Linked DNA regions of Homo sapiens: region 1 is linked to region 2. The links are chromatin loops, found by intact Hi-C in ENCODE. Cell type or tissue: GM12878. All regions are shown on one strand. Links, peaks and the distances in the headings refer to the core of each region. The heading gives the core; the rest is flanking DNA. Region 1 has its middle 140 kb from the start of LINC02518. Region 2 overlaps LOC124901382 (a long non-coding RNA gene).

Region 1 (12,371 bases), core at 2,487-10,486, 590 kb after region 2:
TCCTATTTGGATGCCATTTATTTATTTCTCTTGCCTGGTTGCCCTGACCAGAACTTCCAATACTATGTTGAATAGGAATGGTGAGAGAGGGTACCCTTGTCTTGTGCTGGTTTTCAAGGGGGAATGCTTCCAGCTTTTGCCCGTTTAGTATGATGTTGGTTATGGGTTTGCATAGATGGCTCTTATTATTTTTACGTATATTTCTTCAATGCCTCAATTCCTTATAGAGACTTTTTAACGTGAATGGATGTTGAATTTTATCTAAAGCTTTTTCTGAATCTATTGAGACAATCATGTGGTTTTGTCTTTAGTTCTGTTTATGTGATGAATCACACTTATTGATTTGCATATGTTGAATTAACCTTGCATCTCAGGGATAACACTTACTTGATTATGGTGGATGAACTTTTTGATGTGCTACTGGAGTTGGTTTGCCAGTAGTTTGTTGAGAATTTTTGCATCAGTGTTCATCAAGGATATTGGCCTAAAGTTTTCTTTTTCTTTCTTATGTCTGCCAGGTTTTGGTATCAGGATTATACTGGCCTCATGGAATGAATTAGAGAGGAGTACTTCTTCCTGATTTTTTTTGCAATAGTTGTAGTAGAAATGGTACCAGCTCTTCTTTGTACATCTGGTAGAATTCAGCTGTGAATCTGTTTGGTCTTGGGCATTTTTTTTTTTTTTTGGGTTGGTAGGTTATTTATTACTGCCTCAATTTCAGGGCTTGCTGTTGGTCTATTCAGAGATTCAATTTCTTCCTGGTTCAGTTTTATCATGATTCTTTACTTACATGGCTGTCTTCAGAAGCAGAATGTTATGACATAGTTCTTGTTCATCTTTTATTCTTAGGTACTAGCACAGAGTTTGCGATACATTGGTATGCAACATATATTTAACAAATGAATAAGTAAATTGGAACTATTTTTTTCTAGAAGCTGTAGTCACAGTCAAATAAATAAAATCTCCTTACCCAGAACTCAGGGTGTTTATTAAGATATATTACATTGTCAACATTTTTTGGTCTTCTTTGTTCAACATATGAAAGTTATAAATATGTCTATGTTCACTGAGACAAAATTATGACAATAGTTTTGTTACATATTTTCCATTTGTTAGATAAGCCTAAGGTGTTAAATCTACTTCATTAAGAAGTATTATTAAATACCATATTAGCATCATTTATACTTACTAATAAAGTTTTCTGGAGTTTAGATCCTATGATTAGTTTGAATAAAATGACCCTGTAAAATTGAATCTTTATATCTGATTACATAGTGTATTATAGAATACCAGTACTCTTCAGAATGATGATATAATAAATTTGGAAGATATGAAAGCTTATAGTGTTTTACAGTGTACTGTTTGAGATTTTAAAAGTGGGTGGGACTGGCCCAATAGCCTTGTGTGCTGATAGTTTCCACATGGAAACACAAATTCTAAGAATTCCAGAGCAACAACATTGGTATTATATTAGTAAAAAATAAAAATAAAAATCCCATTGGAATTGAGCAGATCTCTATGAGATACATATTTATTGATTGATGACTAACAGAAATGCTTATTTATTTTGCCTTTGCCTTTGTGATACTGCATAGTGGCTGCCTTGTCAAGTACTCAGCAATTTGAACAAGTCTGTGGTTTCAGTTTTTAGTCAGCGTAATGCTTTTTCTTCTGTTTTCTAAGTCAGTCTTTGGTAATTGCCTACTGAAATCTTTGCTTTATGGGCCTCCATATTTCAAAAATCCTGACAGCATGAATGTCTGTAATCATCCTTCCCAAGGGGAGCTCTTTCTTCTAGAACCAGAACCCAAAAGAGGAGATTCTGCTTCCCATTTTCTTCCTCATCTCTTCTCACTCTTTTAGCAGAGACTGACAATAAGAAGGAAGCCAATCACAGGGATACCATTTCTACTCTAAATGGATTCAGATCTCAAAAGAGAGAGGCTCATTCAAACCATTAATTTTATTTTTTTCCCTAATCTTCCCTTTCCCATTAAAAAATATGGATAGATATCAATCAGACTGAATTTCAGGGAAACATTTTTGCTGTAGAATCCCAGCCAGATGACTGACACTCAAATGGTTTTTAGAAACCCTTTAGATCGATCTTGGAGTAACAAGCTCCTTAGGGAGCATCCTAAGTTAGAGTTAAATTCCATTCCTTTGCTTAAGTTCTTTCTGCATTGTTTCCACCGATCTACATGCAGAATTTTATGATCCCAAATTCCACTGGGCCTAAGACTCTATTTTTATCTATTCTACAATATGGTATATGGAAAACTCATTATTTTATTTCTTTTTTTACAGGCTCCTGCTGCTAGTAATTACTTGAGTGGTTTTATAGATAAAGATTCAGGGACACAATTCTCTTTATATATAAAATATCTTTTCATATTCCCAAATTTCCAGGAAGATTGATTTGTATTATTTGTTTTTTGGTATGTGATTATAGTTCAACTGCTCAGGATTTGTGAAAACAATACGAAATGAAACAAAACAAAACATTGTCTTTACTGACAGTAACTTGGAAGGAAATTTTCATGTTTGTTACATTTTTTTTGCAGAACTAAATAAATTTGTAAGCAAAAGTCATAAAATAAGGTTAATAAACCCTTATATTGATGCAAAATTAACATTGGTCACTTGGCAATCAGATAAAAATTCAGCTCACAAAACAGCATTTTGGCTGCAATCAATGCTTATGAAAACCACGAGCAGTTTGTGTAAACCCTGCTGGATTTGGCAGCGCTGGGAGTCAGCTGTGATTTCTGAGCATAATAAATGCATTGGTTTGAATTCTCCTGTCTGTTGTATGTAAGGTTTGTCTGGAGCTCATTCAGATTCAAGATGCACTTTAAGACAGAATTAAGAGAGGAACTAAAGGAAAGAAGCAATTCTTCCATTTCATATCTTTTTATTGGAGTGTGGACCTACTGGGTGATTGATGCACTGGACATAGATAATTTTCAGAAATGAAAATAACATTGCTTGCATTTGATCAGATTTCACCCACAAAAATGACTAAGGCCTTACCAGAGTTGGCATCGGATGAAACCTTAGTCCTTTATGAAAGGGAATCATCTGGCCTTCTATTTCTGAAATAGACTAAAGATTACTCATTTATTCTTTGCAATTACAGCCATCAGATCCTTTGAAATCTTGGAAGGCGTGAGATGATAACATGACTGTCACACAAATCCATACTGAAGAGCCAAGTATTAAAAAATTCCCCATGTTCACATACCAAAGGGTCACTTATGAGCTGATGCATATCACTGATAACCATAAGATTGTCAACTTAATGTCTGGGCAAAGAGTGAAAACAGAAAATGCATTCTACTCTTCACTTCTTGGTTTTAAATATAAGAAGCATTATATATATATATATGTATATTTATATATACATATATATTAAAAATATAAACATATTTTTAATATATATAAATATTAAAAATATATATATAAATATATATATAAACATATATATATTTAAAAACTGTACTCCTTAGTAATGGTATCAATAGAACATATGCAACTGGAATGAGGATACCCTTAAAGGAGGCCTTTCTTATTAGATGAAAAGGTCGTTATTTTTTTACAATCGAGTGTTATAAAATTCAAGGTAAAATGGCCAGATTGTAGCCTGAAGCTCTGAAGACAAGGAATACCACTGGTCCTTCTTCAGCTTCCCCGACTCCTGGACACCCGTCCTGGCCTCTCTAGTCTCCCCTTAGCTGCAAAGTTTCAGCATGGAAGCAGAGGATGCTGGAAATACTTGAAAGGGCTCAAACAGCCACTGAGATACTTCTCTTCTAAAGCCATCTAAAATGTCATTTCAGATACTCCTATCTTTTGAAAAAAAAATTATATTAATGTATGGAACAGTAAAAGGCATTGGATTAGGATTTAGAAAGCTGAAGTTCCAATATTTTCTTTGCTGTATACTTACCACTAAGCTTTTTAATTAGTATTAGTTTTTTCTGAAAATTAAAGACACTTCCTGGCCTCATGTCACAAAGTTGTTAGATGAGTCAATATGAGACAAGTATCCTGTGAATTGTAAGGTGCTACATAAAACTCATTTTTATTATTGTCTGCATCTAACCAGTAGAGCAGCAAACATTTGTCATATGATTCAACATTATTATTCTTTCGTGCTTTTATTTTCTACTTCCTGAAATAGCCTTACCAATTCTCCCCTTCTCCAGTTCCTGCAACTTTTTTTCTCAATTCATTTACCCTGTATGTGTCATCTAACTTTTAAAAATTGTTTCATCCCATACTGATCACTCTTACCCCTTTTGTGCTTCATGATTTACCACTGGATTAAATGTGGCCTTGCAGTACTCAAAAGGTTCCTTGATCTTAAATGCAGTTTCTCAAGTAATTTTGTAAACTTTCAGCTACTTCATTTCTATGATGATGATATGCATGTGTACTTAAAATAGCACTGGGCAAATTTGGCTTGTCTAGCAGGATGGTTTGCACAGGTTGAGTTTGGCTACTGTGATCTGGAACCCTGTGTGTTGACCTCCATATACTATGCTCCATAATGCTATGTTTGGTTCACCATGACCAAAATATCTTTCCTCCTTGGCTAGCCATATCCTTAGATATTTTATTTCTGCCTCTAGAACCTTGAATCTTTTACTTCGTTCAACAAAAATGAATTTGAGTAAGAATAACTAGCTTATGGTGTGTAAGCAAAACAAGCTGGAATATCAAGAAAGATATTCTTGAGTGGTGTATTAGTCTGTTCTCACGCTGCTAATAAAGACTTAAGTGAGACTGGGTAATTTATAAAGAGAAGAGGTTTAATTTACTCAGTTCCATATGGCTGGGGAGGACTCAGGAAACTTACAATCATGGCAGAAGGCACCTCCTCACGGGTAGCAGGAGAGAGAATGAGAATCAAGTGAAGGAAGAAATCTCTATAAAAGCATCAGATCTCATGAGAACGCACTCACTATCATGAGAAAAGTATAGGTGAAACTGCCCCTATGATTCAATTATCTCCACCTGGTCCCGCCCTTGACATGTAGGGATTATGACAATTCAAGGTAAGATTTGGGTAGGGACACGGTGCCAAACCATATTAAGTGGGAAGGAGCTTATAAAGAGAGAAGGACAAGAATGCCTACCTCTTTTATTTTTTATTCACACTTTTAACTGGATTGGAGGGGGAATAACATTGGATGGGAGGGGGAATTGTCTTCAGTTGTAAAAATAAGTTACTAAATCAAAAAATCAAAATAAAAAATAAATGTGCCCTGAGTTCATTAAGCAGCAAAATGCTCCATGAAGAGGAATATTCTAGGAAAGAATGCTCTGAGAATATTTTGTTGTATTTCTCATTGTTGCATTTATCAGTATTGCAATCCTATCTATTTCTGATGAATGTGGTGGCGGTTACCCAGAGGTCTAGATTCAAATGGTTCCCTGAAAATCAAAAATGTTAAACTGAAATTACCATTTTCAGCAGAATCCCCAGGCACAAATTCTGTTATTGCCATCTAGCAGCCTGTGTTCTTGTTCACGCTTCTGTGCAAATTTACAAACACCATACAGTTGCCTTCTTGGGTAATTATAGAGCCTCAAAGTACTGGAAAGAGGTAGCACTTAATAACACACATTACGAAAACATGGTAACTTAGGAAGTAAAAACACTGCTTAACGGATACCATTGTAATGGGAGCTGCACAGTGGGGCGTCCATAATAATCAGAATACATTTAATGTATGTACTTATGCCAACTGTAAAAAGGTTGCAAACAACAGCAGGCGACACAGTATGTTACACCGAGTGGAAAAACTGAAATAGAGAACAAAACACATTCTTGACTTATTAAGCCACAATTTTTTCTCTTAAAAGATGATCTAACATCATAAGTCTATCCACAGAATCAATTATTTGTTTTCAATTCTAGTGTATTTTGGCTATAAACCATGAAATTATCCTTATTCAAACTCAGTTTTAGTTGAATTCTAAAATATCAATATGGTTGAATATATAAAACCCATTCCAACTGTTTAACCTTCTTGTCCATATAGACTCAATTGTGTTTTTTAAAAAGCACATTTATTCCTCTTATCCAAAGAACTGTTCAAGATAATACTCCCTTTAAGTAAAATGCATATAAGCTTTAAATATTATTGCAAGATGTGGGTGTGAATTTTGATGGTAGGGAATTTCCTGATACAGCGTAGTACCACCAACAGTGCAGTTTTGTAGTGGTGAAAAAATAGAAATATTCAATTTTCTTTAAAAAAACCCCACAAGCTGACTGTGAATGCAGAGTAGTTTAGTAATTTCTTGATGTTATATGAAACAAGAGTTTGAAATAGTAACAGAGATGTATGCAAAGAAAAGATTTATTTCAGTAGTACCTTGGTATTCATTTAATAAAATTAGATTCTTCAGAAGGTCTCCAAAATTAGCTAAATTGTGGTTTCTAAGAGTCTTTTCTTAAACAGAGCAACTGTATCTTATAGCTATGAGAGCTATAGCTTTTGCTATAGCTAGCTCTTGCTTCTTTCTCATATTTAAAAACTTTATATAATTGTATAATGTTCAATTCCTGCCTACTCCAGTCATCAGCAATAGGAATTTCATTTCATGACCCAATAACACCAAACCATATTCTCTCCCTTCAAAAATCTCCAGCAATGTTAACATGTTCTACAAATAAATACTGGTGCTATTCTCATCCCACCAGCTAAAATGTCCATACTACTTCTATTGCAAAGTTTTGAAGTCATATTTTGTTGTCTTCCAAGAGGGTTATTCAGGTAGCAACTGGTCCATCCCATAATGCTTTACCCCAAATGCAGGCACAAGTTCTTCCTTAATTTTCTAAAGTATGATTAACTACAGGATGTAACTTTTTAAAAAAATACTTAATTGAGATATAATTTATATGCCATAAAATTCATCCATCTTAAGTATGCAATTCAATGAATTTTAGAACATTTACAGAGTTGTACAATCATCATCACAGTTTTAGAACATTTTCATTATCCTAAAGAAGACACTTCCTGCATATTTATAGATATCCCCCATTCACACCCCCAGCTCTAAGCAAATGCTAATCTACTTTTTGTCTCTCTATATTTTTATTTTCTGGACATTTTGTATAAATGGAGTAATACAATTTATGTTTGTATGCCTCTGGTTTCTTACAGTTAGCTTAATGTTTTTAAGGTTCATCTATGTTGTAACAAGTGTCAGTACTTTGGTCTTTACATTGCTGAATAGCATTTTACTATATTAATATACTGTATCTTATTTATCAATTCACAGGATTCAACATTTTCAAAACTTCGATGAATGGGGAATTCCACTTGTGGCATGCTTGAATAACAGTGTAAAAGTTGCCTCACCCCTGCAAGCAATTAGAAAATAAGGCAAAACTGAAACTACTGTTTTCAAACAACAGGCTCCCAGGACTGCCATAATCAAGAGAGAAGAGAAAGTAATGAAGTCAGTTCTGTGATGGTCCTGGCTTTCTATGTGAAGGAACTTTTCATATTGTGCTCAAATTGGGGGAACTCAAACTTAGCACGGTAGTCTCTGAGTTGAAGAGATAGGGATCACAGGAAAGGGAGGCTGATGGAGCTGGTATTTAAAAGAAAGAGTACTGGAAATAAAAAGACTACATAGAAAAAGAGCTACAGTAACTGGTATGGTTTGGCTCTGTGTCCCCACCTAAATCTCATGTTGAACGGTAATTCCCAATTACAGTTGGGAATTGATGGGGACTTGGTGGGAGGTGATTGGATCATGTGGGCAGATTTCCCCCTTGCTGTTCTCGTGGTAGTGAGTGAGTTCTCACAAGCTGTGTTTGTTTAAAAGTATGTAGCAATTCCCCCCTTAGCTTTCTCTCTCCTGTCACCACGTGAAGACATGATTGCTTCCCATTCAGCCTTCTGCCATGATTGTAAGTTTCCTGAGGCCTCCCCAGTCATGCTTCCTGTACAGCCTGCAGAACTGTGAGTCAATTAAACCTCTTTTCTGTATAAATTATCCAGTCTCAGGTAGTTTTTTATAGCAGTGTGAGAATGGACTAATACAGTTGTCTTCCTAAAGACTCCTTTGAATATTTTGCTAAAGGGTAAACACTAGAGATCTATGAGGTAAGGCAAAAAAGTACCTGGGAGCTGTAAATGGAACATTTCTCAGAGTTCTTACAGGGCTGGGATATGTTTAAATTTTTACCAGCCAGAGTTGAGAGAACTCACCAAACAGCATATACTAAGTAAAGACCCCAAAAGCCATGTATTCAGAATAGGGCTAAACTAGCCCTCATGTAAAGACTATTCTGGACCCTCCCTAACAATGCTTAGAAACAAACCTCAAAAGGATCACTTTGATGCTAAAGTGTATTAACACCAGCCCAAACAAAATTCAACATTCTTTAAGGGAATATAACTGAATCTAGACACTAAGCAATGTAATTCACAATGATAAACATCCAATTAATAATTACAGTGAATAATTACTAGACACATAAAAGAGCAAAAAGGTGACTCATAATCAAGAGAAAAATTAGTCAATAGAAACAGAAGCTAGGAATGTCAGATATGATACAATTATTAAATAAGAACTTTGAAATGGTTATTGGAAAAATGCTCAGTGATTTAGAGAAAACTCAAAATAATGAGGCAAAATAGGAAATAGAAAGTAGAAATAAATGGATCCTGTAAGGCTGAAAAATAGAACATCAGAAAATAAAAATTCATGGATGAACTACATAGCACATTAGACACTACAGAAAAAAAATTATTGGTGAATTTAAGGTATAGAAATAAAACATACACAATTAAAAAAATCTAATAAAATTGCTTCAGTGATCAAAGTGACAGTATTAAATCATCTAAAAACTGTGTTGTTGCAATCTTTCCAGGAGAGAGCAAAAATACTTTTGAAGAAATATCAAAAATTTTCACATTCAACGAAAATTATAAACCACAGATCAAAGCAGCTCAATGGAGCCCAAGCATGATAAACACAAAGAAAACAGACCAAAGTATATAATAATGAAATTGCTGAAAACCAGCAATAAAGAGAAAACTTCAAAAGCAGCCAGAGACAAATGGCACAGGACAGGGGGTGAAAGATAATGTCTTCTAAGAAACCTTGAATGAAATAGTGTGACATTTGAGAAGAAACACTGTCAGCCAGAAGACAGTGGAACAATCTTCAAAGTTGCAGGGAAAAAAATTAGCCTAGAAATCTATAGCCAGCAAAACTATCTTTTAAAGTGAAAAAAAGGACATATTTAAACAAACGAAAATTATGAGAATTTGTCACTAGGAGACCTGTACTACAAGAAAATAAATGATTCAGATGGAAGAAATTACATCAAATGAAAACTTGAATTTACACAGAAGAATGAAGAGTGAAGAGTTGCTAAAAATGGTTAAAATATGAATTATTATAAAATATTTTTCCTCACTGAAAAATATTTTAAGGGATAATTGAGTGTTTAAAGCAAATAGTAACAAGGGACTTAAAGTTTTAAAGTAGAGTTAGAAGAATAACATGACAACACTAGCAATAAATAGAAAGCATGTAAGATTCTTATATGTGCAGTATCAAAATGCAATATGAAGGCAGGCTGTGAAAGTTGAAGTTGCATATTATAAACCCTACAGCAATTACAAATTAACCAATCAATTAAAAATATTCTAATAAGCCGTTACTGGAGGAAAAATGAAATACAAAAAATGCTTAGTCAAAAGAAGTCAGGAAAGGGAAAAGAAGAGATAAAGCAGATAACAAACATCTGGCAAGATGGTGGATTTATCCAAACATATTAATGATTACATCAAATGTAAGTGGTTTAACTATTCAAATTAAAAGGCATCGTTTATCAAACTGAATATAAAATACAATCCACTTATATGCTGTCTATAAGAAATCTACTTTAAATATAAAGCTATAGATAAGTTAAAAATAAAAGAATGGGAAAAGGTACACCATGCAAACACTGATTAAAAGAAAGGTGGGAAGTGATTATACTAATATCAGACAAAAGTGACTTCAAAACAAGGAATATGTTCAATAATGAAAGAAATTCTTAATGACAAAAGTTAACTGCCAAAAAACATAGCAACCCTAAATATGTATTCACCTAATTACAGATCTTCAAAATTCATGTGGCAAAACTGACAAAGTTAAAAGAATGAATAAATTTATTATTGTTCTTTAATGATAAATTAAATTGTTTTATTATTTAATAATAAATTAAAGATTTTCACATTCTCTCTCAAAAAATGATAAAATGCAACACTGAAAATCAGTAAGAATATTGTGAAAAATACTATTAACCAACTTGACCTAATTGACCTTTCTAGAATGCCAAACAGTATGGTACATGTTCTTTTCTAGTGCTCAGGGAAAATTTACCAAAGTAGCTGATGTCTTGAAACATAAAACAAGTCTCAATAAATTCAAAATGTCTGATAACATAAAGCATGTTCTCTAATCATAGTGGAATTAAATTGGAAATATCTAACAGGCATATAGATTGGAAAGGAAAAAGTATACTGTCTTTATAAATCAACAGAAGTTAAGAAACACTGTTCTAAATAACCCGTAGGTGAAAAAGAAAATAAGATGGAAAATTAAAAGATTTTAAAATTAATAAGAGAGAAAACATAAGACATCAAAGTATGTGGGGGAAACCTAAAGCAATCCTTGAATTTTATAGATTTAGATACTTGTCATGCTCATGTTGGAAAAGAAGATAGATCCAAAAATCAGTGACCTAAGTTTCCACTTCAAGAAACTAGAAGAACAACAAATTAAACCCAAATTTAATTTTTAAAAATAAATAAAAGGATAAGAGCAGAAATTAGTAAAATAGAAAGTAAACAAATAATGAATAATAAAAATACAATCAACATCTAGTTACTTTGAAAGATCAATAATGTTTGTTGTTGTTGTTGTTTTTACCTTAAGTTCTGGGATACATGTGCCGAATGTGCAGGTTTGTTACATAGGTACATGTGTGCCATGGTGGTTTGCTGCACCTATTGACCCATTCTCTAAGTTCCCTCCCGTCACCCTCCATCCCCCAACAGGCCCTGGTGTGTGTTGTTCCTCTTCCTGTATCCATGTGTTCTCATTGTTCAACTCCCATTTATGAGTGAGAACATGCAGTGTTAGGTTTTCTGTTTCTGTGTTAGTTTGCTGAGAATGATGGCTTCCAGCTTCATCTGTGTCCCTGCAAAGGACATGATCTCTTTCCTTTTTATGGCTGTGTAGTATCTCATTGTGTATATATACCACATTTTCCAGTCTATCACTGATGGACATTTGGGTTGGTTCCATGACTTTGCTATTGTAAATGGTGCTTCACTAAACATATGTGTGCATGTGTCTTTACAGCAGAATGATTTATATTCCTTTGGGTATATACCCAGTAATGGGATTGCTGGGTCAAATGGTATTTCTGATTCCACATCCTTGAGGAATCTCCATACTGTCTTCCACAATGGTTGAACTAATTTACATTCTCACCAACAGTGTAAAAGCTTTCCTATTTCTCCACACCCTCACAACATCTGTTGTTACTTGACCTCTAATAATCACCATTCTGACTGGCATGAGATGATATTTCATTGTGGTTTTGATTTTCATTTCTCTAATGATTAGTGATGTTGAGTTTTTTTCATATGTTTGTTGGCCACATAAATGTCTGAAAGATCAGTAATGTTGACAAATATCTAGCTCAACTCAGAGAGACAGAGAGAGGGGATATATAAATTACCAAGATCAGGTATGAAAGAAGGGACATACATATTAATTTTCCATATATTTAAAGAATGATAAATACTATGAATAACTTTATGCTGATAAGTTTGACAGCTTATGTGAAATTAACAAATGCCTTTAAAGACACAAAATTACAAAAGTTATTTAAAAATAGAAAACTGAATAGTGTTTACCAACTAAACATTTTCAATTTCGTTTTAAAAATCTTTCCCGAAGAACATCCCAGGAACAGATAATCTTACTGCTGAATTTTATCTAATATTAAAGGAAAAAACAACTGAACAACTGAAATTCTATATATTTTTTTAAATAAAAGGATAATACTTCCTAACTCTTTATCTGAGGCTAGCATTTCTCTTATACCAAGGTCAGACCTGCACATTATAAGAAAGCAAGCAACAAATTAATATTCCTCAGGAATGCAGAGAAAAAGTCTTTGATAGTAACAAATCCAGCAACATTTAAAAATAATAAATTGTGACAAAGTCTAGTTAATCCCTAGATTATAAGGTTGGTTTAGCATTTAAAAATCACTCAGTAATTAATCAATTAACAAAGTAAAGGGGAAAACCATGATTATCTTTATAGATGCA
Region 2 (12,371 bases), core at 2,760-10,759:
CAAGGCCAGGAGCAGTGGCTCACGCCTATAATCCTAGCTCTTCGGGAGGATGAAGTGGGTGGATCGATCATGAGGTCATGAGATCGAGACCATCCTGGCTAACATGGTGAAACCCTGTCTCTACTAAAAATACAAAAAATTAGCTGGGCGTGGTGGCACATGCCTGTAGTCCCAGCTACTTGGGATGCTGAGGCAGGAGAATCACTTGAACCCAGGAGGTGGATGTTGCAGTGAGCCGAGATTGCACCACTGCACTCCAGCCTGGGTGACAGAGCGAGACACGGTCTCAAAAAAAAAAAAAAAAAAAAAAAAAATCAAGACTTTTCTTACCCTGAAGAGCATGATGAACTAATACTGATACTATACGATGACAAGATATGCTATGTTGCACATTGGAAAAAGAGTATTTTTACATATTTAGTTTATTTAAGGGAAAATGGTAAATTGAATTATGTGTGCACCATGGTATGAAAAAATGTGAAAAAGGAGAATTTCACTGTTTTGTTTTTTTCTCCCACTCCCACAAGCAATTCTCTTTTTAGCAGTAACTAAAGAAAGCTAAACATTTATTTTTATCTTTTAACTGTTCCATTTTGTCTTGTCATCATCTTTTGATTGCATATAACTGAGTGTTTTTTTTTATTTAATCAGTAAGTTTAGGGCGATCTAACTGCAGGCAATCTAAATGCATGCATGTGCACACACACACACAGACACACACACACACACACACACACACACAAGAACTATTATTTCATAGCATAGTTGTTGAAGGGCTTTGGAATCAGAAGGCCTGGATCATGCCCTGATATTTAATACCTGTGAGACTTTGGGCAAGTAACTCAGTCATTCTAAAGATGACTTCCTACCTTAGAATGATGTGACAATCCGCTAAAAAACATAGGTAAGTAAAACTGTAGTTCTTGGAACATGACATTCATTTGCTCACGTATTCACTCATCATTTGTTCATGAATTCATTCGATGACTAGTTACTAGCACCTATTTCATGCAGGCCCTGAGCCAGGTCCTGGAGATACAGCAGGGAACAAAACAGAGCAACTCTGGCCCCAGACAGTTTATATTTTCTGAAAGGAGACCAACAACAATATGTAAGGTAAAATTTTAGAGTGGCAATTAGTCTATTAAAAAAGTAATAGGTATAGGGGACAGTGTTAGGGGTGCAGTTTTAATTTGATTGGAGAAGGCTATGCTAAGAAATAATGGGTTTAATTCAAGTTAGTTGTTAAAATTATTATAATTGTTGCTGGGCACAGTGGCTTCCACCTGTAATCCCAGCATTCTGGGAGGCTGAGGCGGGCAGATCACTTGAAGCCAGGAGTTCGAGACCAGCCTGGACAACATGGTGAAACCTTGTCTCTATGAAAAATGCAAAAAAATTAGCCAGGTGTGGTGGTGCATGCCTATAATCCCAGCTACTTGGGAAGCTGAGGCAGGAGAATCCGTTGAACCTGGGAGGCAGAGAATGCTGTGAGCTGAGATCGTGCAACTGCACTCCAGCCTGGGTGACAAAGCAGTACTTTGTCTCAAGAAAAAATTATTATAATAGTAATATATTCTATATTCATATATCGTATTTGCAAGTCTTTGTGAGTAAACTAATGACTGTGATATAATTATAATAGCAAGCACAGAAGATCATTAAACACACATGTACAATGGCCACGCTTAGCTTTCCTCTCTGAAAAGAATTTAACATCCTAGAATTGTTCTGTGGGTCCCTATTATTAAACACTTAGTTTACATAAAATTTTATAGCAGATCTTGTATAAAAGTTATAATAATATTATGGTGAAAACTAGCCTGAATTTACCAGGCAAATGAAGAAAATAGATCTAATTCTTCAAAATAAATGCTTTCTGTAGTGTGGAGTGTCCATTTTGCAGTTCCTTGACTTGGCAAAGTTACTTGCTCCTGGTCTGAAGCTTCCTTTGAAGCAGTTATTACATCTGGAGAAAACAGGCCCCTGTACCTGGGGTCAGGACATAGTGAAAGGTATTTTATTACTCTTCAGAAAATAGAATCTTTATTCAGATTCCTTTTATTCTCTTGGCCCCACTAGTTCTTCCCTTTATTTCTTACCTTTTAGTTTATTTTCTTTCTACCTTTTCCTTTCTTCTTTACTTTCTTCTCTCAGATTCCTCCTCTTCTTCCTCTCTTCCTTCCTTCTTTTTGGTAGCTCTCTTCTCAGTGCAAGCTATGTAAAGAATAGGAAGCATTTTACCGTCAAGTGAGAACATTTCAGACTACACAGAATGAGAATCTTCATAGTCGATAGGCTCCCTTCACTCAGGAGAGCTTGAATCATCTGAAAGCTTTGCCCAAATCTCCAGTAAGAGGAGGGGTGCCATGCAGCAGCTGTGTGTCTCCAAGAATTCAACCTCTCTGAATCTCAGTTTCCTCAACAACCGCAATTACACATTCTGGTGGAAGTTTGTTTTATCTATTAGAAATACTAGATGAAAGTGCTTGGCCCTTTGGCATTGCAATGCGGCAACTGCTGAGTGATGTCAATGCATGAAATTTGAAAGGATGGTGATCGATTCATTACATGTTCCAATAAAAATATTAATGAGTTATTTTTAAAAAGTGCTTGGCATTCTATAGGCACTAATGAGTTATTGTTTCCGCACTTGGAGGTGTTCTCTGCAGTTTTCTCTTCGAGCCCAATCCTTCCTTTCTGTCCTCTCAGATGTGTCTGTTCTTCTTCTCAGTCTAATATAAGCTTTTCCTCAGTTTCTTTGGGTTACCACAGCAGCAGGTCCTTTCTCTCTGATTCTAAAGATCTTTGCCTAGGTCTGTGCATGCATGAGCTGATCACTGTCTTTCTCAGTTAGTTGTTGGCAATGCCAGGGCAGGAACCAGGGCTCCTTGACTATGGGTGTGCGGCTTTTCCTTCATGACACCATATGGCCTCTGAGAGCTGGCATTTGATTTTCATTTAATTGAAATTCTCGTAGAAGATCATCAACAATACTATTAGCAGGAACCAGCTTTTTAAATGGTCAGAATAATCCTTGTCTGTTTTTGGAGATGTTGTCTTGCTCCTAGAACAGCTGTGAGTGTGTGAACTCATCAGTGATGTGGACACTGCCCAAATAGTAATCAGCAAAGAAATCTTATAAAATTACCAACAGATTACTGCTTCAGCCTGCCAGCACTTTCAGTGCCAGCCAGCCTGTTTTTGTTTTTCTTTGTTTGTTTTCCACTGCAATAGGTTGCAATTTAGAGTAAGTCTTTGTGGACTATGAATGAAAATAGAGTTTCACACTCAATTGATAAGCTTTGACAAATGAAAAAACACATACATGGTATATTTGGGACAATAAACAGGAACCTAGAAAACTAGGGATTCATCTCTCCCTTTCCTTTACCTTAATAATATGAGACAAATGTAATAAAACTCTGTCCTACCCCCATCATAATGCTGTACATGTAAGGAATGCCAAAGAAGTATATGATATTTCTTGCCCTTCATGGTGGATAAATGTCAGAAATTGTATCACAATGACCATGGTACAAATAATTCACCAGGACAGAAAAGAAAAAGAGGTTAAAAGTTTCTATTTGCATATATTTCAATGCATTTTGAAGTCCAAAGGATACAAGTTACATAACATATAAGTTAGATGCATTTCCGCAAATGCAAAAATAAATATCTTAGTGCTACCTCTGCTTGCTGTTGCTCACATTCTCAATTTTCCCCAGTGTCTCCTTCAGCTATCGCTCAATGACTTCTCTAAGTTACATTTTATAGATTCCTCAAAGAATCGTTGCTTCTGTGAGGTTACCTAAACCAGGATCCCATAAAATTAAGACAATGAGACAGGAACTGCTGAGAGCACCGCAGGTGGCAGAGCAGCTCTCAAATCACCAGAGGTTGATGCCACCAAATGGCTCCAGGCCTGAGCTTCTTCCACGTGCTCCTACCTACTTTCTACCTCAAGGGAACTGTTCATTTTTTAAAAAAACAGGTTTACTGCTATTGCTATCCAAACAGCTATGCACTATTTTTTCTACTCTATTCTATGTCCTTCCTCTGGATGCATTTTGAAATTCTGTTTTGAAAGCATTTAGATATTTGGAGAGCATAAAGTTTTTAAGATTTAAATCAGTTTTGTCTTCACTAGTGATTATTTCCTTTTATTTTTAATTGACATAATAATTGTACATACTTATGGGGTACCATGTGATATTTTGACACACCTACACACTGTGTAGGGATCGAATCAGGGTAAATAGCAAATTCATCACCTCAAAACTTTATTTCTTTGTGTTGGGAGCATTCAAAATCCACTCTTGTAGGTTTTGAATATAAATTATTCACAAAAATTGAAAGTAAATTTTTGTTAGTTATAGTCATTCTATAGTGCCATAGAACACTAAGATTTATTCCTCCTATCTAGCAGTAACTTAGTATTTGCTAATCAACCTCTGGCTAGCTCCCTACCACCCCACCCCTAACACACACAACTTTCCCAGCCTCTAGGAGCCACTATTCTACTCTCTACTTCCATGAGGTCAACTTTTTTGCCTTCCATAAATGAGTGAGAACATGCAGTATTTGTCTCTCTATGCCTGGATTATTTCACTTAATATAATATCCTCCAAGGTTCTCATTTTAACCAGACAACATGTCCTGGTATAGAATGTGAATTTAGATTTAGCAGGTCAACTTTTATTTCAACACTGTGGAGTTTGGAAAGCACCCAAGAAGTCAACAAGAAATCAAACATTTTAAGAAGCCTGGGGCAAGTGCATTTAAGTCCATTTTCCCATCTATCACCAGGGCACTGGGCGAGGCCACACAGGCTCTGTCCTGCACAACTTCAAGGAACATGCAAAGAGGCAGCCTGTGTATAACATGACGAAGGATGGACAAATTAACTGATCTTCAAATCCCTTTGAACTGAAATTAAATCATTCTGACAATGGATACTCCAGTATTTCTCTGTATCTTCTTCACATTTGCTTTTTAAAATGTCATTTTTTAACATATATTGTTTTAATAACTGTTCTGGATTAAATTTGGTTTAGAAATAATTTTCAGTTTGTTTGTGTGCTGCTTTATGTAATAAAATGAGATAGTAAATATTTAAAATGTTAATGAGTTTTAAAACATTATAAACCTCAGGAAAATCAAAATCTAGTAACTCATCTGTCAGGCCATAGGCACGGTGATTTAAATTGAGATCACTAACAAATGTAAATGGATTATTAGATGTCAAATACTTTTACTTTCCATTGTAATTCAAATTGAATGTGGGTAAGGCTTAAACATCACCATAAACACTATTTGCTCTAGAGTGAACCTCCTTATAAGAATTACTGGTCTTGGAACTCAACCAAGGGAACTTAGTTACTGAATTGCTATCAGGAGACCCAGGGTGAAGTGATTCTCCCTGTTAAGTGACTCTAATAGTGGTAGAATCCAGCTCTTTTGTTTTAGGCAGTAGTATATTTATGTCAAATCATTATACTTCATATCCAAAAAAGATGCAGGGAAGCTTCCAAGTTTACTAATGCCATCTTGACTGACATTGAGTAAGTTCTCCTTTCTTTGCAATTTTCAGCTCAATAGTATCTTACAGCGCAATGTGCCAGGAAGTCTACCAACTTGAAACTAAGCCTTTCCTGCTATAAATTAAACGTGTTTCCTCCTTGGTACAAACCAAATGCTTAATTATCTCTCTCCTCTTTCACAATCCCTTCATAGAGGCCAGGGCTCTTTGATCTTGCTATTTTTTTCCACCTCTAGAAATGGGCATTATTTTAAAACTTCCACCAGTTTTATGGTTCATCTGGAGTCTACACCAACTTAAAAACTGGGCAGAGTATTCACGTTGATGTCTGAGTGTTTACTATGTGCCAGGATTAATGTTCACAATATCGTGTGATACATATATTATTACCTCATGAATCCTCACAGCAATCTTAAGAGGTAGTTCTGTTATCCTCCTTTTACAGGTGAGGAACTTGAGGCAGAGAGAGGCTAGGTAAATTGCCCAAGGTCACGTTGCGCAAATTCCCCAAAGCAGAATGTGTGCTCATAACCATTGCTCTGCACTCCTTGTCCGTTACTTTAAGCTTGCTGGTTTGGTTACCCAATTCCTAAACACTGATGACCAACATATACTAAATTGCCTCTGGAACATTATTCTGGTAAGTAGTATTATTGAAGTCTAAAAGCAGGTTTACCCATGAAACACATTCAAGTAATCTGAGAATTTATGCTCTAGGCCTGGCGTAGCAGCTCACATCTGTAATCCCAACAATTTGGGAGGCTAAGGCGGGAAGATCACTTGTGCCTAGGAGTTTGAGACCATCTGGGGAACACAGCAACACCTCATCTATACCAGAAAAAACAAAGAAAGCCAGGAATGGGGGTGTGCACCTGTAATCCCAGTTACTTGGCAGGCTGAGGTGGTAGGACTGCTTCAGCTTGGGAGGTCGAGGCTGCAGTTATCCACGATCGTGCCACTGCCCTCCAAACTGGGTGACAGAGCAAGCAGAGACTCTGTCTGAAAAAAAAAAAATGAAAGAAAGAGAAAGAGAGACAAAGAAACAAAGAAAGAAAGAAAGTAAGTTATGCTCTAAACACATCTCCTCATCCAGCACAATCTCCTCCCAGACCACTCCCACCCAGTTTTGTGGATTTCTTTTTTCAAATGATGATTTTGATATTCCACCCCTTTTTCATGTTGAAAATATGGTATATATACACCAAGGAATACTATATGGCCATAAAAAAGAAGGAGTTTGTATCCTTTTGCAGAGACAGAGATGGAGCTAAAGGCCATTATTCACAGCAAACTAATGCAGGAACAGAAAACCAAATACCACATATTCTCACTTATAAGTGGGAGCTAAATGATGAGAACACATGGACACACAGAGGGCAACAAGACACATGGGCCTTTGAAAGGGTGGAGAGAGGGAGGAGGAAAAGGATCAGGAAAAATAACTAATGGGTACTATGCTTAATACCTGGGTGATGAAATAATCTCAACAACAAAACCCCCAGGATACAAGTTTACCTATGTAACAAAGCTGCACTTGTACCCCAGAAGTTAAAAGTTAAAAAAAAAGAAAACATTGAATTCTACTTTAACTATCAGATATTGTCTGTGCAGCATTTAAAAATGTACTAAAGCAGCCAAGCCAAGTGGGAGATAAAAATAATAATAATAAAGGTAAAAAAATGTAATGTACTAAAAATATGGAGATTATATAGAGATTATATAGAAAACCATAGAAAATTTAGAGTAGCATTGGTAACTGAAAAGTAAAATAACAATCAATAAAATGATAAATATAAAAATAATATATTATTCTGAATTGTTCATAAGATAGACTAAAAAGATTTCCTAAGGAACAATTTTCTACACATTATACTCAGCCACTGCATAGTATAAATGTGTGTTTTCAGATAATTGGGACAAACCTAATAACTTTGAGATAATAGAAATCAAAACAAACTGAAATCCTAGTTTGAAGGCTAAGACTATAATTTCAGTAAGTCTAAATTTAGTGCTTAATCCACTAAGGAGTGTCCTTGGCAGTGAAATTGAGATACAGTACACACCAGTGACCTCTTCGTGTCACTGGTGAGCTTTCCTTGGCTCCCTTCTACCTATCTCTTCAACGGGTTCCCACTCCAGTGCTATCGGTGTGCTTGCAAAGGCAAGAGCTAAAGAGAACAGGTTTTTTAAAAAAATTTTAAATCACAGCTAATCTTTTCCCAAGACAAACAGTATTCAGTGTGAAAAGAAAGCTCCTGGTTAATTTATGTCGCTTAGAAAACTGAAACAGATAAAGGAATATCCTTTAAAAATCACCACCTGACTGTAATATAATCAGGAACTGGGTAAATTCAACAATAGAAGGAAGTCAAATAGACTGACCTTTCCCAAGTTGTTTTAAAACTGACATGTGAGTGGAAGTTACTGGTGTGGTTTTGTTGTCGCTTCTTGTTTTCCTAAGGAATTTGGAATCTGAGCAGGGAAGTCGCCTGTTCTTTAAACTAGCAGTAGAACAAGAAAGAATACACCCATCCTTCTGGGGGATAAAAAAATTAAGTTATTCTAGCTGGAATGCACCTCCCCAAAAGAGATAGATAAAATCACCAACCAAGAATTTAAACAAGAAGTATTATTTATCTCTTACTGTTGGCCCATACTGTCCTAAATATTGGTAGTGATGAAGGGAACAATTGTGCAAAAGGAGTATTGAAACACAGGAGTTCATAAATGGTCTCTTCTCTCAAGAAGTTTACAGTCTAACTCAAAATTGTTGTATTTTAAGCATGTTTGGAAGTATTTAATTTTTTGCCTCATTGTTATTTGTCATTCTAAAAGTTACTGCTATAATGGCTACAGAAACTGTGGTTCCTGAGTTTTCTGACATAGAACCAATATATTGTTATATGTTACATATTATTTTGTCTTTTCATATAAATACATCAACAAATTACCAAAATGTAGGGGCTATTGCTAAGCCATCTGCTTTAATTTGGGTTTATAAAATATGATCACTAGAACTATGCCCCAGGTTTTTAAGGGTGCCTATCCAATTTATATTTTTCAGTCAAAAAGTAATGTCTCCAAATAAAACAGCATCAATAGCTTTCCAACAGCCAGTATTAGAAGCAGAACTCCATGGTCAGTCATTCTAGTCTAGGTTGTATCTTCACCCAGAATTGTTTCATGTTTGAAATCTTCAACTTCAAACCAATAATCAAATTATTTTCTGTTCATCTAACTTCACTACCTCCTCTCCCATTACCATCTCTGAGTCTGTATGGGTGCTGCTGAGTTTCCATTGTCTCCTGTTTCTTCTGGGTTTCCATGCAGGACTGCATGGTCAATGGCTTTTAACATCTCTCACATCAGTGTCCTTTCACATTCCTTCATCCTCCTCCCACACCTGTGCTGTTCATCCTCAACCCTGTGTCAGTTCACGATCTGTTTCCTCTGTAACTGAGTAGGCAGACAAAAATCTCATCGCTGTGTTGATGACAGTGTGGCAAATTCATGTATTTTTTGACCTGGCTATTCTACTTGTTCTTACTTTTTAAATTCATTTCCTATGGAAATGCTGTTAACCTTTTTCATTCTCTTCAAGTCTTCCTCTTTATTCTCAAAAAATCATATTTCAGAGATAACTTTGCCTCTTCTTTCACATAAAAAATAGAGGCTACATGCAATGGCTCATGCCTATAATTTTAGCACTTTGGGAGGCTGAGGCAGGTGGATCACCTGAGGTCAGGAGTTCAAGACCAGCCTGGCCAACATGGTGAAACCCCATCTATACTAAAAATACAAAAATTAGCCTGGGGTGGTGGCACTCTCCTGTAGTCCCAGTTACTCAGGAGGCTGAGGCAGGAGAATTGCTTGAACCTGGGAGGCAGAGGTTGTAGTGAGCTGAGATCACACCACTGTACTCCAGCCTGGGCGACACAGCAAGACTCTCTCTCAAAGAAAAAAAAAAGAAAAGAAAAAAAAGAAAACCATCAGGTTCGATCCTTTTCAGTCTTCTTACTGCAACTTGCCAATATTTATAGGTCATCATTTCACTCTTCAAGACCTAGCTCAAAAGCCATCCCTTTGTTGTGGCCACCCTGGATCATTCTCTTCCTCTGTCAGTCACATTGTGAATATAATCACTATCAAAATGATAGATATTTTAGGAATGTATTTCAAATTTCCTGCTTTCTACCAAATATCTCTTAATTTTTAGTTCAGGAAATGTAGCCTATAATACTTGTTATAATTTTTAGAGTTTAACTTTTAAAATAAGGTAATACATTCATATTATTCAAACTTCACCAGGCACAAAGATAAATTAGTGACCATTCTTACACTCTTGTGCTTAACTACACAGTTTCTTGTGTATTTTCTAAAGATATTAATGTAATATGTAAGTAATTAATCTTGCATCTTCCCCTGTGCCCATACTTTTTGCATACATACATAGTATATTATATTATGTACGTATCACTATACTGTACTGATATACACCCATCACTTAACAATAGGTACTAGAAATGATTCCAAATCCATACATAAAGTATTACCTCTTTCTATTTTATAGATACATAGTATAGATTAGAGACTGCCACAAATTCCTGGCCACTTCTCTAATTAAGAGGTAGAGTCCACTTTTCTCCCGTTGTATCTGGGCTGGCTCTGAAACTTATTTTTCTCTATAGAATGAGGTAGCAGTGATGCTGTATAATTTCTGAGATCTACAGCTTTTGAGATCTTAAGATATCTACAACTTTATGTCCTGAGAAAACTCTCTGTTGGAAGCTAGCCACCATGCTGGAAGAAGCCCAAGCTATGAAGAGAGGCCACATGGAAGAAAGCTAATGCTAAAACCCTCCAGTTCAACAATCCATGCTGATTTCCCGTCCAACAGCCAGCACCAACTAACAGGCATGTGAGGGAGCCATCTTGGATATTCCAGCTGATTTAACTCTCCAGATGACCCTGTGATGACCCTAGTGGACATCACACAGAACAGAACTTCTCAACTAAGCCCAGTCACCCATGGAATTGTGAGAGAAAATAAATAATTGTTATTGTTTTAAGCCACTATGTTTTGGGTAGTTTGTGACTATCAATAGATAACCAAAACACATAGTAATCCGTCATGTGGGTATATGTTGTTTTATTTGACCCAACCTCTACTGATGGACATTCAGGTTGTTTCTCCTCTTTTGCTATTATAAACAATGTTGTAATTAATAATGATGTAAATATGTCACTTTTCATGTGTGATTGTATCTGTGGGATGAGTTCCTAAAATTAGAATTTCCGGATATAAGAGAATATGCACTTACAGTTTTGATAGATATTACAAAATGGTTATCTGGGAGATTTCACTAACCTACACACTTCCAGCAGTAATATATGAAGTCACTATTCTCCTACACCTTGACTAATACTATGTTATTAAACTTTCTGATTTTTGCTAATCTAATTGGTAGAAAATGGTATAATTTTAATTTGTATTTCCATTTTTAAAATAACATTGATCATATTTTAATATATTTAAGAGCCATTTGTATTTTCTTTTTTCTAAATAGTCTATGTTCTTTGCTTGGGTTCTACTGGGATGTTGGTTTTTTAAAAAATTGATTTATAAAAACTCTTTAGGGAGTTTAATCATTGATTTATGAGTGGCAAACATTTTTTCTCAGTTTGTCATTTTTCTTTTGGCTTTACTTAGAGTATTATTTGCCATGCATAACTTTTTACTTTTATGTTGTCAAATTTATCAAAATTTTAACTACTTTGATAGTTAGAAATTCTGCCTTGGATTCTTCTAACACTTTTTCTTCACATTTAAATTTTGTTGTATCTTTTAACACTTAAATCTTCTCTGAGATATGAATTTCCTTTTTTAGGTCATTTTCTGTTATATTTAATTATGTTTAAAATCTTGCCTATTGCCTGTGTGCTTCTCAAGGGCAGGAAACCTGTCTTTTTCATGGCTGTGTCCTGAAAACCTAGCACAATGGATCATATATAAAACACTCTCAGTAAGTATTGATACCATATGAAATAAACTTTAGGCCTGCACTGGGTTCCAAAGATAAAGGCACTCTTTCTGACATCATCTGGGAGGAATTTGTTGACCACGAACAAAGAAGCTACATTTTGAACAAGCATGTTTGAAACTCTAGAACTTAAGGCTCAGCAATACAGAAATATTTTTGAGTCTTTTTTCTCCAGCTATATTTACTGTCTACCATGTGTGACTTCTCTCTCTTCTGATGCTAATTAATTAATACCCCACACGCCAAACCCTTATTTACCACCCTGCACACACAGATCTCCATTAGAAGTCTGGAATGTTGATGGTTGGGTAGGTATTTTAACCTAGCTTAACCTCTATCACAATAATTAATTTTAATTGCTTTTCACCTTGGTTACGTGATCCCCCAACTCCATGGAAATGATATAACCTTGTAAAAAATAAAAAATAATAATAAAAATCTTGACATGAGCTTCTTAAAGAAACAGACGTGAGATTTGACTTTAGCATTCAGTAACCAAAGGTATAAGATACCCAAAACAAAGGAAATGTGGTGCTTTCACTGCTTGTTTTTAGTGCTGCCACTTCTCTCCCAAGGAATGTCGCTGCCTTAAACTCTGTTCTGTGGCAGATACTTCCTGCCCCTATACATCACCTTCAGATGTACTATATGATCAAGATCTTTACCATCTGGCCACTCCTCTAGCTCTAGTGTTCCAAATGGCTTACATTTTTAATGGTTCTTTGTGATCTCCCTGATATAGAAATACAGGTATGCAAGGACATGTGCACTCATAAAGAGTCTATCTT

What was found. A loop is a pair of places that touch in the nucleus more often than their neighbours do. Peaks named below come from ENCODE experiments on the same cell type or tissue, not always from the same donor. Only the 100,000 strongest peaks of a DNase experiment are listed, where the experiment ranks them.
Region 1: a loop joins it to region 2, with 2.9 times the contacts of the local background. A loop is called at or near these places in 3 of 110 quality-filtered maps.

What each region holds. Positions count from the first base shown.
Region 1 is chr6:113,282,636-113,295,006 of GRCh38, reverse strand. No RefSeq gene overlaps it. Among named protein-coding and RNA genes, the nearest start is that of LINC02518, 140 kb to the left of the region's middle. In GM12878, for the core only: no CTCF peak of the experiment used is centred there; a DNase peak (open chromatin) is centred at 7,446.
Region 2 is chr6:113,874,944-113,887,314 of GRCh38, reverse strand. LOC124901382 (a long non-coding RNA gene) reads right to left here. Exons shown (of 3, transcript XR_007059716.1): 2 at 2,103-6,541; 3 at 1,529-1,992. Among named protein-coding and RNA genes, the nearest start is that of MROCKI, 7.8 kb to the right of the region's middle. In GM12878, for the core only: a CTCF peak has its summit at 7,615; a DNase peak (open chromatin) is centred at 7,633.